Linked DNA regions of Homo sapiens: region 2 is linked to region 1. Evidence: read pairs that join two places in POLR2A ChIA-PET (ENCODE). Cell type or tissue: GM12878. All regions are shown on one strand. Links, peaks and the distances in the headings refer to the core of each region. The heading gives the core; the rest is flanking DNA.

Region 1 (6,155 bases), core at 789-5,788:
CCTTTGACAAAATTCAACAACCCTTCATGCTAAAAACTCTCAATAAATTAGGTATTGATGGGACGTATTTCAAAATAATAAGAGCTATCTATGACAAACCCACAGCCAATATCATACTGAATGGGCAAAAACTGGAAGCATTCCCTTTGAAAACTGGCACAAGACAGGGATGCCCTCTCTCACCGCTCCTATTCAACATAGTGTTGGAAGTTCTGGCCAGGGCAATCAGGCAGGAGAAGGAAATAAAGGGTATTCAATTAGGAAAAGAGGAAGTCAAATTGTCCCTGTTTGCAGACGACATGATTGTTTATCTAGAAAACCCCATCGTCTCAGCCCAAAATCTCCTTAAGCTGATAAGCAACTTCAGCAAAGTCTCAGGATACAAAATCAATGTACAAAAATCACAAGCATTCTTATACACCAACAACAGACAAACAGAGAGCCAAATCATGAGTGAACTCCCATTCACAATTGCTTCAAAGAGAATAAAATACCTAAGAATCCAACTTACAAGGGATGTGAAGGACCTCTTCAAGGAGAACTACAAACCACTGCTCAAGGAAATAAAAGAGGACACAAACAAATGGAAGAACATTCCATGCTCATGGGTAGGAAGAATCAATATCGTGAAAATGGCCATACTGCCCAAGGTAATTTACAGATTCAATGCCATCCCCATCAAGCTACCAATGACTTTCTTCACAGAATTGGAAAAAACTACTTTAAAGTTCATATGGAACCAAAAAACAGTCCGCATCGCCAAGTCAATCCTAAGCCAAAAGAACAAAGCTGGAGGCATCACACTACCTGACTTCAAACTATACTGCAAGGCTACAGTAACCAAAACAGCATGGTACTGGTACCAAAACAGAGATATAGATCAATGGAACAGAACAGAGCCCTCAAAAATAATGCCGCATATCTACAACTATCTGATCTTTGACAAACCTGAGAAAAACAAGCAATGGGGAAAGGATTCCCTATTTAATAAATGGTGCTGGGAAAACTGGCTAGCCATATGTAGAAAGCTGAAACTGGATCCCTTCCTTACACCTTATACAAAAATCAATTCAAGATGGATTAAAGATTTAAACGTTAGACCTAAAACCATAAAAACCCTAGAAGAAAACCTAGGCATTACCATTCAGGACATAGGCGTGGGCAAGGACTTCATGTCCAAAACACCAAAAGCAATGGCAGCAAAAGCCAAAATTGACAAATGGGATCTAATTAAACTAAAGAGCTTCTGCACAGCAAAAGAAACTACCATCAGAGTGAACAGGCAACCTACAACATGGGAGAAAATTTTCACAACCTACTCATCTGACAAAGGGCTAATATCCAGAATCTACAATGAATTCAAACAAATTTACAAGAAAAAAACAAACAACCCCATCAAAAAGTGGGCAAAGGACATGAACAGACACTTCTCAAAAGAAGACATTTATGCAGCCAAAAAACACATGAAAAAATGCTCATCATCACTGGCCATCAGAGAAATGCAAATCAAAACCACAATGAGATACCATCTCACACCAGTTAGAATGGCAATCATTAAAAAGTCAGGAAACAACAGGTGCTGGAGAGGATGTGGAGAAATAGGAACACTTTTACACTGTTGGTGGGACTGTAAACTAGTTCAACCATTGTGGAAGTCAGTGTGGCGATTCCTCAGGGATCTAGAACTAGAAATACCATTTGACCCAGCCATCCCAATACTGGGTATATACCCAAATGACTATAAATCATGCTGGTATAAAGACACATGCACACGTATGTTTATTGCGGCATTATTCACAATAGCAAAGACTTGGAACCAACCCAAATGTCCAACAATGATAGACTGGATTAAGAAAATGTGGCACATGTACACCATGGAATACTATGCAGCCATAAAAAATGATGAGTTCATGTCCTTTGTAGGGACATGGATGAAATTGGAAACCATCATTCTCAGTAAACTATCACAAGAACAAAAAACCAAACACCGCATATTCTCACTCATAGGTGGGAATTGAACAATGAAATCACATGGACACAGGAAGGGGAATATCACACTCTGGGGACTGTGGTGGGGTGGGGGGAGGGGGGAGGGATAGCATTGGGAGATATACCTAATGCTAGATGACATGTTAGTGGGTGCGGCGCACCAGCATGGCACATGTATACATATGTAACTAACCTGCACAATGTGCACATGTACCCTAAAACTTAAAGTATAATTAAAAAAAAAAAATTAAAAAAAAAAAAAAAAGAATTCATGGGAGCCATGAAATATTCAGAATGTGGAGAATGTGGAGAGCTGTGCCTCTACAGTCATTACACAGGTGCCTCCTTGTCCCCAGTCGGTATCCCCCTTCAAGTTCCTGGGAAGGCTTCCCAGGTTAGCAAGACTCTGTCAGGCTTACTCCATTATTTTGTACACTGCCTTACCCTTGTCCTTAATTATTTTGCCCTTAAGTATTTTGCTTTGTAGTGATTTTCATATGCACACGTTCTCCCCATCCGACTGAGACTTCAGGCTCCATATTGCCCCTGTCCTTACAGCCAGTGGTCTCAGCTGCTCTAGGCAGCCTGGAAATGATCGTGAATCCATTTTTTAGCTTTTACTTTTAGAATTTTTCCCGAGTTCATCAGCACACTTCTCAATCAACAACCTCAGCCCCCACTAGCTATCCACACCTATCTGTCCAACCCAGTGAAAACCCTGGGGAGAAAAGCAGTGTGAAGCAAGAAGCCAACAGCAAGAACACACACGAGCCCGGGATGGGTTGGACTTTGGTTTGCTTTCACATTTGTAGGTGATTGCTGTGTTTGATCTTGGACACACTTCACCTGCTGACACTGAGTCTTGGTTTCCAGGAGATTGCTTTTGTGCTCCCTCCCACCTCCCCATCATCAAGGGGAGTGGGTAAAGGGTTGAGTCATTTCTAAGGAGGATGTTGGAGTGAGATTATGAATGTAGTTGACACCTGGCTTCCTCCATTTGTGTTGGGTGGAGGGGCTGCCCAGAATTAGGGCAACAGGCTCTCTTTAGGGCCCTATTAACTGCCCTGGGTCCAATAAAGGCTTTTGTAGGTCCTAAAAACTCATTCCTGGAGGTCCTACCTCACATTTTATCATACATATTTAAGTGCTCCCACATTCCTCTTTACTTTTTTTTTTTTTTTTTGCTGGTAATTGCTCTAAAAGGCTTTTTTGTTTTTGCTTTTTGCAATTATTTGGCTATGACAGACTCACCTAATTTATGATTGACTCTGATTTCTTAGAACTCTGTGTGCATAATTGGGAATTTGAGGGAGGTGAAAAAATGCAACCTACAAATTGTTTATAAATATGAATATTTTATGAATATTACATTTAACAATCAATGAAGTATGAATGTCAATTAAATATTTATTCACTTCAATTTTGTGGTTTTCTTTTGGTATCGTGGAACCAATAATTTTTTTATGTTTTACATTTTAACGGTTTCTTTGGCACATAAAAAGTCTGTAGGCCCTACACACGGAGCCCATGATGCCTAGAGGTAAATGCTGTGGACTCCTACTACAGGGTTCCTGCTTTGAGTTTCTTGTAAATTTGTTTCTGCTTTAGGTGGCTTCTGATCTTCCCAGGGAGGGCACTTCTGACCATTCTGATCTCAGTTTAAATGTCACCTTATCCAAGAAGGCTTTGTTGATCAGCCATTAGAAAGTAGCCAACAAGTCATGCTATTTTATGTCTTGCTGTAGAACTTACAACTAGCTGATGTTATTCTTCTAACAACATCTAGAATCTAAAAAGCAGATTTAATTTAAGTCCACTGATCTGCTGATCTACAAGTCTACCAATCTATGGATCAATTGATTGTCCACCACCACTGAAATGTAATGTCTGAGATCTCGTCAGTGTTGTTTACCAACATATCCCTCCACTATCTAAAATAGTGCCTGGCACAAAATAAGTGCTCAATATATTTTTTGTGGAATGGATAAAATAATAGTTACGGTTACCATACACATTTACTGGCTCACGTATCCTCCCAGTAGTATTGTGATTTCAGAGAAAGAAGGGGGTGATGTGGTAGGCAGGGTCAGGTTCCCCACCCCAGAGATGTTCACATCGCAATTCCCGGAACCTGTGAATATGTTATGTTACATGGCAAAGGAGAATTTAAATTGCAGATGGAATTAAGGTTGCTAATTGGCTGATCTTAAAATGAGATTCTCCTGGATTACCAGGTGGGCCCAATGTAATCATAAGGATCCTTTAAAGAGGAAGAGGGAGGCAGACGAAGATGTCAGTGATGCAATGTGAGAAGGCCTCAGCTAACTGTTGCTGGTTTTGACAATGGAGCAAGGGGGTGTGAGCCAAAGAACATAGGAGGCTTCTAAGACCTGTAAGAGACAAGGAAGTGGATTCTCCTGAGAGCCTCCAGAAGGGAACATAGGTCTGCGAACTTCTTTTTTTAGCCCAGTGGGATCCATTTCGGACTTCTGACCTCCAGAACTATAAAATAAAACATTTTTATTAAGCCACTAATTTTATGGCAATGTCTTATAACAACAATAGAAAACTAATATAGGGGCCATTTTTACAGGCAAAGACAAAGAGGCCCGTACTTGACAGGCCACATATCCAAGGTCATATAGGCATTTAGCATCATGCAAGCTAGATTTCAGTTGGTCAGAGATATACAGGTCATTGCTGTTGGCATCTGTTCCATTATCTATTGCTTCCTAACAATCCAACCCAAAGCTCAGTGGCTTAAAACAACAATGTATTATTATTTTCATGGCTCTGTGGGTTGACTGGGCTCAGCTGAGAGGATTCTTAGTTTGAGTTTATTATGTGATTACAGTTGGAAGTCAGCCAGGATTTTGAAGGCTTACCTGAGCCCAATACCCAAGAGAGTACACTCACATGCCTGGCAGTTAATGCTGGCTGTCAGGTGGGAGCTCACCTGGGCCTCACCATGTGCCTCAGCCTACAGCCTGGGAACTGGCCTCTAAGAGGAACGATTACAAGAGCAGGCATTACAAAAGGCAGAGAGCAGCAGCTGCCAGGCTAGTTAGGGGCCATGCCTGGAACTGGCACGCTGGAATTTCTGCCATATTCTATTGGTCAAAGCAGTTACAGGGTCGACCCAGATTCAAGGAGGTGGAGAAATAAACCCCACCTCTTGATGAAGGGAGTGGCAAAGACATATTGCAGAGGAGCCTGTGGGACAGGAGATACTGATGCAGCCATTTTGGGAAAGCAATCTCCAACAGCATCCTTATTTGGAAGATGTGAAAATACTTTGTAGCAATCTTACAATTAATCAGTCAACAACCAATTCATTGACTTTGTATTATTGCAAGGCACCATGCTGGGCCATTTGGAGGATGGCAGGAGTGCCAGGAGCAGACCATCCCCTCAAGCAGTGTGCCCGACTCCTTGGGCACTAAGCAAAGACAGCTGAGCACAGGGAAGGAGAGGCGCTGAAAGGGCCGAGTAGGAAGATGATGAGGGAAGCTGCAAGTAGAAATTATGCTGAGCATTGAATGTCTGCCTAGCACAGGGGAGACTGGCAGTAAACAGGGCTGCAGGAAACAGTCCTTTCTTGGGGCTAATACCAAGTCACCTATTTGGTTCAAAGAGGGGTTTTGCTGAGGTGTATGGAGAGAAGACCTGGTTCTAGTCCACTTCCTACTTCCTGGGAGAAGGGAAATGAGGCTTTAACTCATATTTGCCCTAGGCATAGTGTCTTAGTCAGCTCAGGCTGCTATAAAAAATACCATAAAATTGGGTGACTTAACAAACATTTATTTCTCATAGTTGTGGAGGTTGGAAGTCTGAGATCAGGGTGCTAGCAGATCAGGTTCTGATGAGGCCCTCTTCCTGGTTTACGGACAACTGTCTTGCTGTATCCTCACATGGCAGAAAGAGAACTAGCCAGCTCTCTGGCCTCTTTTTGCAAGGGCATGGGTCTCATTCATAAGGGTTCCACCCAGGGTTCATCTGGATTCAAAGGAGTGAAGAAAATAACCCTGCCTCTTGATGAGGGGAGTGGCAAGGTTATACTGCAGAGACTGTGGGAAAGGAGATACTGATGCAGCAATTGCGGGAAAGCAATTTCCAGCAGCATCCTTAATTGAAAGACCTGCAAATACTTTGTAGCAGTCTTACAA
Region 2 (6,155 bases), core at 403-5,402, 91 kb before region 1:
GAAACTCCTGGCCTCATGTCATCCGCCTGCCTCAGCCTTCCAAAGTTCTGGGATTACAGGCGTGAGCCATACCACAGACAATTGAATAATATTCAGCACATAAAATAATTGAGCTATCAAGCTATTTGTCCATTTACCTACTAAAGTTTACTTTGGTTGCTTCTAAGTTTTGGGAATTATGAATAAAGCTGCTGTAAATATCCATGGCCAGGCTTATGTGTAGACATAAGTTTTCAACTCCTTTAGGTAAATACTAAGGAGCGCAATTGCTGGATAATATGGTAAAATAAAAATATGTTTAGCTTTATAAGAAACTGCCAAACTGTCTTCCAAAGCGACCATACCATTTTGTCTTCCCACCAACAATGAATGAGGATTCCTGTTGCTAAATATCATTGCCCTCATTTGGTGTTGTCAGTATTGTGAATTTTGGCTATTCTAATATGTGTATAGTGGTATCTCATTGTTGTTTTAATTTGCATTTCCCTGATGACATATGATGTGGAGCATCTTTTCATGTGCTTATTTGCCATCTGTATATGTTCTTTGTTGAGGTGTCTGTTAAGGTCCTTGACCATTTATAATCAAGCTGTTTGCTTTCTTATTTTTGGTTTTTAAGAGTTCTTCGTGTATTTTGGGCAACAGACCTGTATCAGATATGTCTTTTGCAAATATTGTTTCCCAACCTGTGGCTTTTCTTTTTATTCTATTGACAGTATCTTTCACAGAGCAGAAATTTTTAATTTTAATGAAGTCTAGTTTATCAATTCTTTCTTTCATGGATTGTGCCTTTGGTATTGTATCTAAATAGTCATCATCAAATCCAAGTCCATCTAGATTTTCTCTTATGTTATCTTCTAGGAATTTTATAGTTTTGCATTTTACAGTTAGGTCTGTGATTCATTTGAGTTCATTTTTGTGGAGGAAATAACTTCATCTTTTTTTCTTTTTTTTTTTTTTAACATGAGGATATCCAATTGTTCCAGCACAATTTGTTAAAAAACTCTTTTCTTGCTAGGTGTGGCGGCTCACGCCTGTAATCCCAGCACTTTGGGAGACCAAGGTGGGAAGATCGCTTGAGCCCAGGGGTTCAGGACCAGCCTAGGCAACATAGCGAGACCCTGCTTCTACAAAAAATAGAAAAAATTAACTCGGGGTGGTGGCACAGGCCCATGGTCCTAGCTATTTGGGAGGCTGAGGTGGGAAGATTGTTTGGGCCTGGGAGGTGGAGGTGGCAGTGAGCTGTGATTGCACCACTGCACTCCAGCCTGGGCAACAGAATGAGACTCTGTCTCAAGAAAAGAAAAAAAAGAAAGAAACTCTTCTCCATTTTATTGAGTCATTGCTCCTTTGTCAAAGACCAATTGTCTGTATTTATGTGAGTCTATTTCTGGGCTCTGTATTCTGTTTCATTGATCTATTTGTCTATTCTTTTGCCAATACCACACTCTCTTAATTACTGTAACTTTATAGTAAGTCTTGAAGTCAAGTAGTTTCAGTCCTTCAGTTTTGTTCTTCTTCTACAATATTTTGTTGGCTAATTGGATCTTTTGCCTCTCCATATAAATTTTAGACTCAGTTTGTTGACATCCACAAAATAGCTTGCTGGGATTTTGACTAGGATTGCATTGAGTGTATAGATGAAGTTGGGAAGAACTGGCATTTGATAATAGAGTCTTCCTGTTCATGAACATGGAATATCTCTCCATTTAAAGATGCTCCTTGGTTTACAATGGAGTTACATTTGGATAAACCCATTATACAGTTGAAAAATTGTAAGTCAAACCATCATAAGTCCAGATATTCCCTGACTTAATGGTGGGATTATGTCCAGATAAACCCCTCATAAAGTTGAAAAATCTTAAGTTGAACCATCATAGGCCAGAGACCGTATTTAGTTCTTCTTTGCTTTCTTTCTTCAGACTTTGTAGTTTTCCTCATGTTGATCTTGTACATATTTTGTTACACTTGTTCCTAAGTATTTCATTTTTGGAGGTTTTAATATAAATTGTAATGTGTTTTATGTTTTGTTTTGTTTTTGAGACAGAGTCTCCCTCTGTCACCCAGGCTGCTGCGTAGTGGGATGACCTCAGCTCACTGCATCTTCCTCTTCCTGGGTTCAAGCAATTCTCCTGCCTCCACTTCCTGGTAGCTGGGATTAGAGATGCTCACTGCCATGCCTGGCTAGTTTTTGTATTTTTAGTTGAGACAGGGTTTCACCATGTTGGCCAGGCTGGTCTTGAACTCCTGAGCTCAAGTGATCCACCTGCCTCGGCCTCCAAAAGTGCTGGGATTACAGATGTGAGCCAACATGTTGGGCCTGTAATGTGTTTTAAATTTTAAATTTTACTTGTTCATTGATGGCATACAGGAAAGTGATTGACTTTTGTATATTAACCTTATATCTTGTAACTGATTATTATCACTTACTAGTTCCAGGAACAATATTCTTATAATTTTTGTTGTTGTTTTTTTTTTTTGGTCTGGGTATTGTACTTGGAAAATTATTCCTCATAACCATGCCTATGTCTTCTTTTAGTATTTTTATAGCTCTTGGCATACTCATATCTTTAGTCAATTTGGAATTTGTTTTGATGTAAAGTGTGAAGTATGTTTTTCTTAAATGGTGTTATGTTTTCCCTGCATAGTATTATTTTCCCTAAGTGGTGATTCACTTGTCCCAACTCCATTTATTGAATCATGAATCCTTTCTTCACTGAGTTGAAATGAAGTACTTCCAAATTAAAAAATTCTCAATTGTTCTTTGATTTATTTCTGGACTCTCTCTTCTAATCAATTCAGTCTTTTCCTGTATCAGTACCATACAGTTTTAGTTATTGAACGGTAGGAATATAGTTTAATATTCTCGCTTGTAACTCTTCTTTAAAATTTTTTTTGTATTTCTCATGCATGTTTCTTTCAAATAAACTTAGGCATCATTTTATCAAGGTTTTAAAAAAATCAGTTCTATCCACAGTAATATTATTTTAAAATTGATATTAATCCTTAAGCAACGTACTTTCTGGACATTTTCATTTTATTGATCTATAATCTACAAATATATTTAACAGTTTTAATGATACAGTATATAAGTGATGCTAACAACTGTTAGCTATTCATACTATTTTTAAAGCTCATATCCTTAAATATACTAATAATCTGAAGGAATAGAAAGTATCTTTCATTGTATAGCAGAATTTAAGATTTTGTTCCAGTTTTGGTTGACTATTTCATCAGAGGCTCTCTGGCATCTTTTGCAACAGGAATGGCAGGAAACGTGTTTTATGTTGATTGTTCAATTGTTTCATTTGTTGAGCTTCCTCCAAAAGAATTTGTATAAATGGGAGGAGATTGAGGAAGTTTAAGGAGTCAAGAAGGCCTGAGAGAACAGAGTTGTTTTCGTAGGAAATGTGTTTCTATTTTAGAGTCTTAAAATTTCCAAGTACTCGATTTTATTATGTGTGATATGATAGTATGAACTATTGCTAGTCGAGCTGAGGTAAGCAACTTTTACAGGCATGAACCTCTAGGGTGTTCAGAACCTCTCTAAGTATACTCCACCCTTTCCCAATCTCAGTGGACTTCTTAAAGCACAGTCATTTTTGTAACTGACAAATTGTTGTATAAGAACATGGGTTCATAAATCAAGTAGACAGATGTTTATGTTACATTGCATGACAGCTATACAGCAAATCAGTGCATTTTGACCATTTTGGCAATTTATTGATTTGGGGTTTGTTTTTTTGTTTTGTTTTGTTTTTTTTTTTTTTTTTTTTTTTTTTTAGAGACAGGGTCTCTCTCTGTCACCCAGGCTGGAGTGCAGTGGTGGTACCATCATGGCTCACTACAACCTCCAACTACTGGGCTCAAACAGTCCTCCCGCCTCAGCCTCCCAAGTAGTGGGGGGACTATAGGTGTACACTTTCACACTCAGTTAATTTTTAAAATTTTTCGTAGAGACAGGATCTCACTATATTGCCCAGGCCAGTCTCAAACTCCTGGCCTCAAGCTACCCTTCCACTTAAGCCTCCCAAAGGGGTTAAAGGCATGAGCCACTAGGGCTGGCCAACAATTGATTTTATTAACTCAAATTTATTCAACAGTCTTGGGGAAATACTAATTTAAGAAAACAAAACCAAAAAAACACATTATTTCTGAAATAGTCTCCTCAATGTAATAGAAATGGGATATTTATAAAGAAAATAAGACATAATATGGATGGAAAATATACCATTACAGTTTGATTTGAGTGTATTTCAACATTACAGACTTTAAAAAATCTATTATAGGGAAGCATCATAACATAATCAAAAACAGACTTCAGAGTAACCTGGTTTCAGTGTTTAGTGCTAACATTTACTAGCTCTATGACTTAGGGCAAATTACTTACTCTTACTGAGCTTTAGTTTCATCTATAAAATGGGAACAATAATTATGATCTCAGAATTATGACCAGTAAATGAGTTAACATAGGAAGCACTTAGCATATTATATGACACATATACCCAATAAATGTAACTTCTACTTTATAATTATAGATAATTAAGCCCTTATTGTATCCCTAGATAGGTGCATTACATGGGTGTCTCTTTTAATTCTTTCAATAACCTATTGAGGTTGGTTTAGTACCACTTTACAAATAAGGAAAGTAAGCATGAAAGGGGTTAAATTGCTCCCTGTCCTGTAACTAATGAGTTGCAGTGCTAGGACCCGAACCAAAGCCGTTATTCTATTTTTTGTTTCTTTAAAAAAATTTGTTTTTTTATTATACTTTAAGTTCTGGGATACATGTGCAGAATGTGCAGGTTTGTTACATAGGTATACATGTGCCACGGTGGTCTGCTGCACCTATCAACCCATCATCTACATTAGGTATTTCTACTAATGCTATCCCTTCCCTTGCCCACCACCCCTCAACAGGCCCCAGTGTGTGATATTCCCCTCCCTGTGCCCATATGGTCTCATTGTTCAACTCCCATTTATGAGTGAGAACATGCAGTGTTTGGTTTTCTGTTTCTGTGTTAGTTTGCTGAGAATGATGGTTTCCAGCTTCATCCATGTCCCTGCAAAGGACATGAATTCATTTTTTATGGCTGCGTAGTATTCCATGATGTATATGTGCCACATTTTCTTTATCCAGTCTATCATTGATGGGCATTTGGGTTGGTTCCAAGTCTGATATTGTGAATAGTGCTGCAGTAAACATACATGTACATGTGTCTTTATAGTAGAATGATTTATAATCTTTTGGGTATATAACTGGTAATGGGATTGCTGGGTCAAATGGTATTTCTGGTTCTAGATCCTTGAGGAATCGCCACACTGTCTTCCACAATGGTTGAACTAATTTACACTCCCACCAACAGTGTAAAAGCATTCCTATTTCTCCACATCCTCTCCAGCATCTGTTGTTTCCTGACTTTTTAATGATTGCCATTCTAACTGGTGTGAGATGGTATCTCATTGTGGTTTTGATTTGCGTTTCTCTAATGACCATTGATGATGTGCTTTTTTGTTTGTTGGCTGCATAAAGGTCTTCTTTTGAAGTGTCTCTTCATATCCTTTGCCTGCTTTTTGATGGGGTTGTTTGGTTTTTTCTTGTAGATTTGTGTAAGTTCCTTGTAGATTCTGGATATTAGCTGTTTGTCAGATGGATAGATAGCAAAAATTCTCTCCCATTCAGTAGGTTGCCTGTTCACTCTGCTGATAGTTTATTCTGCTGTGCAGAAGCTCTTTAGTTTAATTAGATCCCATTTGTCAATTTTGGCTTTTGTTGCAATTGCTTTCAGTGTTTTAGTCATGAAGTCTTTGCCCATGCCTGTGTCCTGAATGGTATTGCCTAGGTTTTCCTCTAGGGTTTTTATGGTTTTAGGTCTTATATTTAAGTCTTTAATCCATCTTGAGTTAATTGTTGTATAAGGTGTAAGGAAGGGGTCCAGTTTCAGTTTTCTGAATATGGCTAGCAAGTTTTCCCAACACCATTTATTAAATAGGGAATCCTTTCCCCATTGCTTGTTTTTGTCAGGTTTGTCAAAGATCAGATGGTTGTAGATATGTGGTGTTATTTCTGAGGCCTCTGTTCTATTCTATTGGTCTATATATCTGCTTTGTTACCAGTACCATGCTGTTTTGGCTACTATAGCCTTGTGGTATAG

What was found. Peaks named below come from ENCODE experiments on the same cell type or tissue, not always from the same donor. Only the 100,000 strongest peaks of a DNase experiment are listed, where the experiment ranks them.
Region 2: POLR2A ChIA-PET joins it to region 1 with 6 read pairs; 3 of 35 experiments call an interaction of 5 or more read pairs at or near these places.

Annotation. Positions count from the first base shown.
Region 1 is chr5:75,646,030-75,652,184 of GRCh38, forward strand. The region is part of intron 7 of ANKDD1B (ankyrin repeat and death domain containing 1B); the gene reads left to right. Among named protein-coding and RNA genes, the nearest start is that of ANKDD1B, 38 kb to the left of the region's middle. In GM12878, for the core only: no CTCF peak of the experiment used is centred there; a DNase peak (open chromatin) is centred at 2,892.
Region 2 is chr5:75,555,768-75,561,922 of GRCh38, forward strand. The region is part of intron 3 of POLK (DNA polymerase kappa); the gene reads left to right. Among named protein-coding and RNA genes, the nearest start is that of POLK, 47 kb to the left of the region's middle. In GM12878, for the core only: no CTCF peak of the experiment used is centred there; no DNase peak of the experiment used is centred there.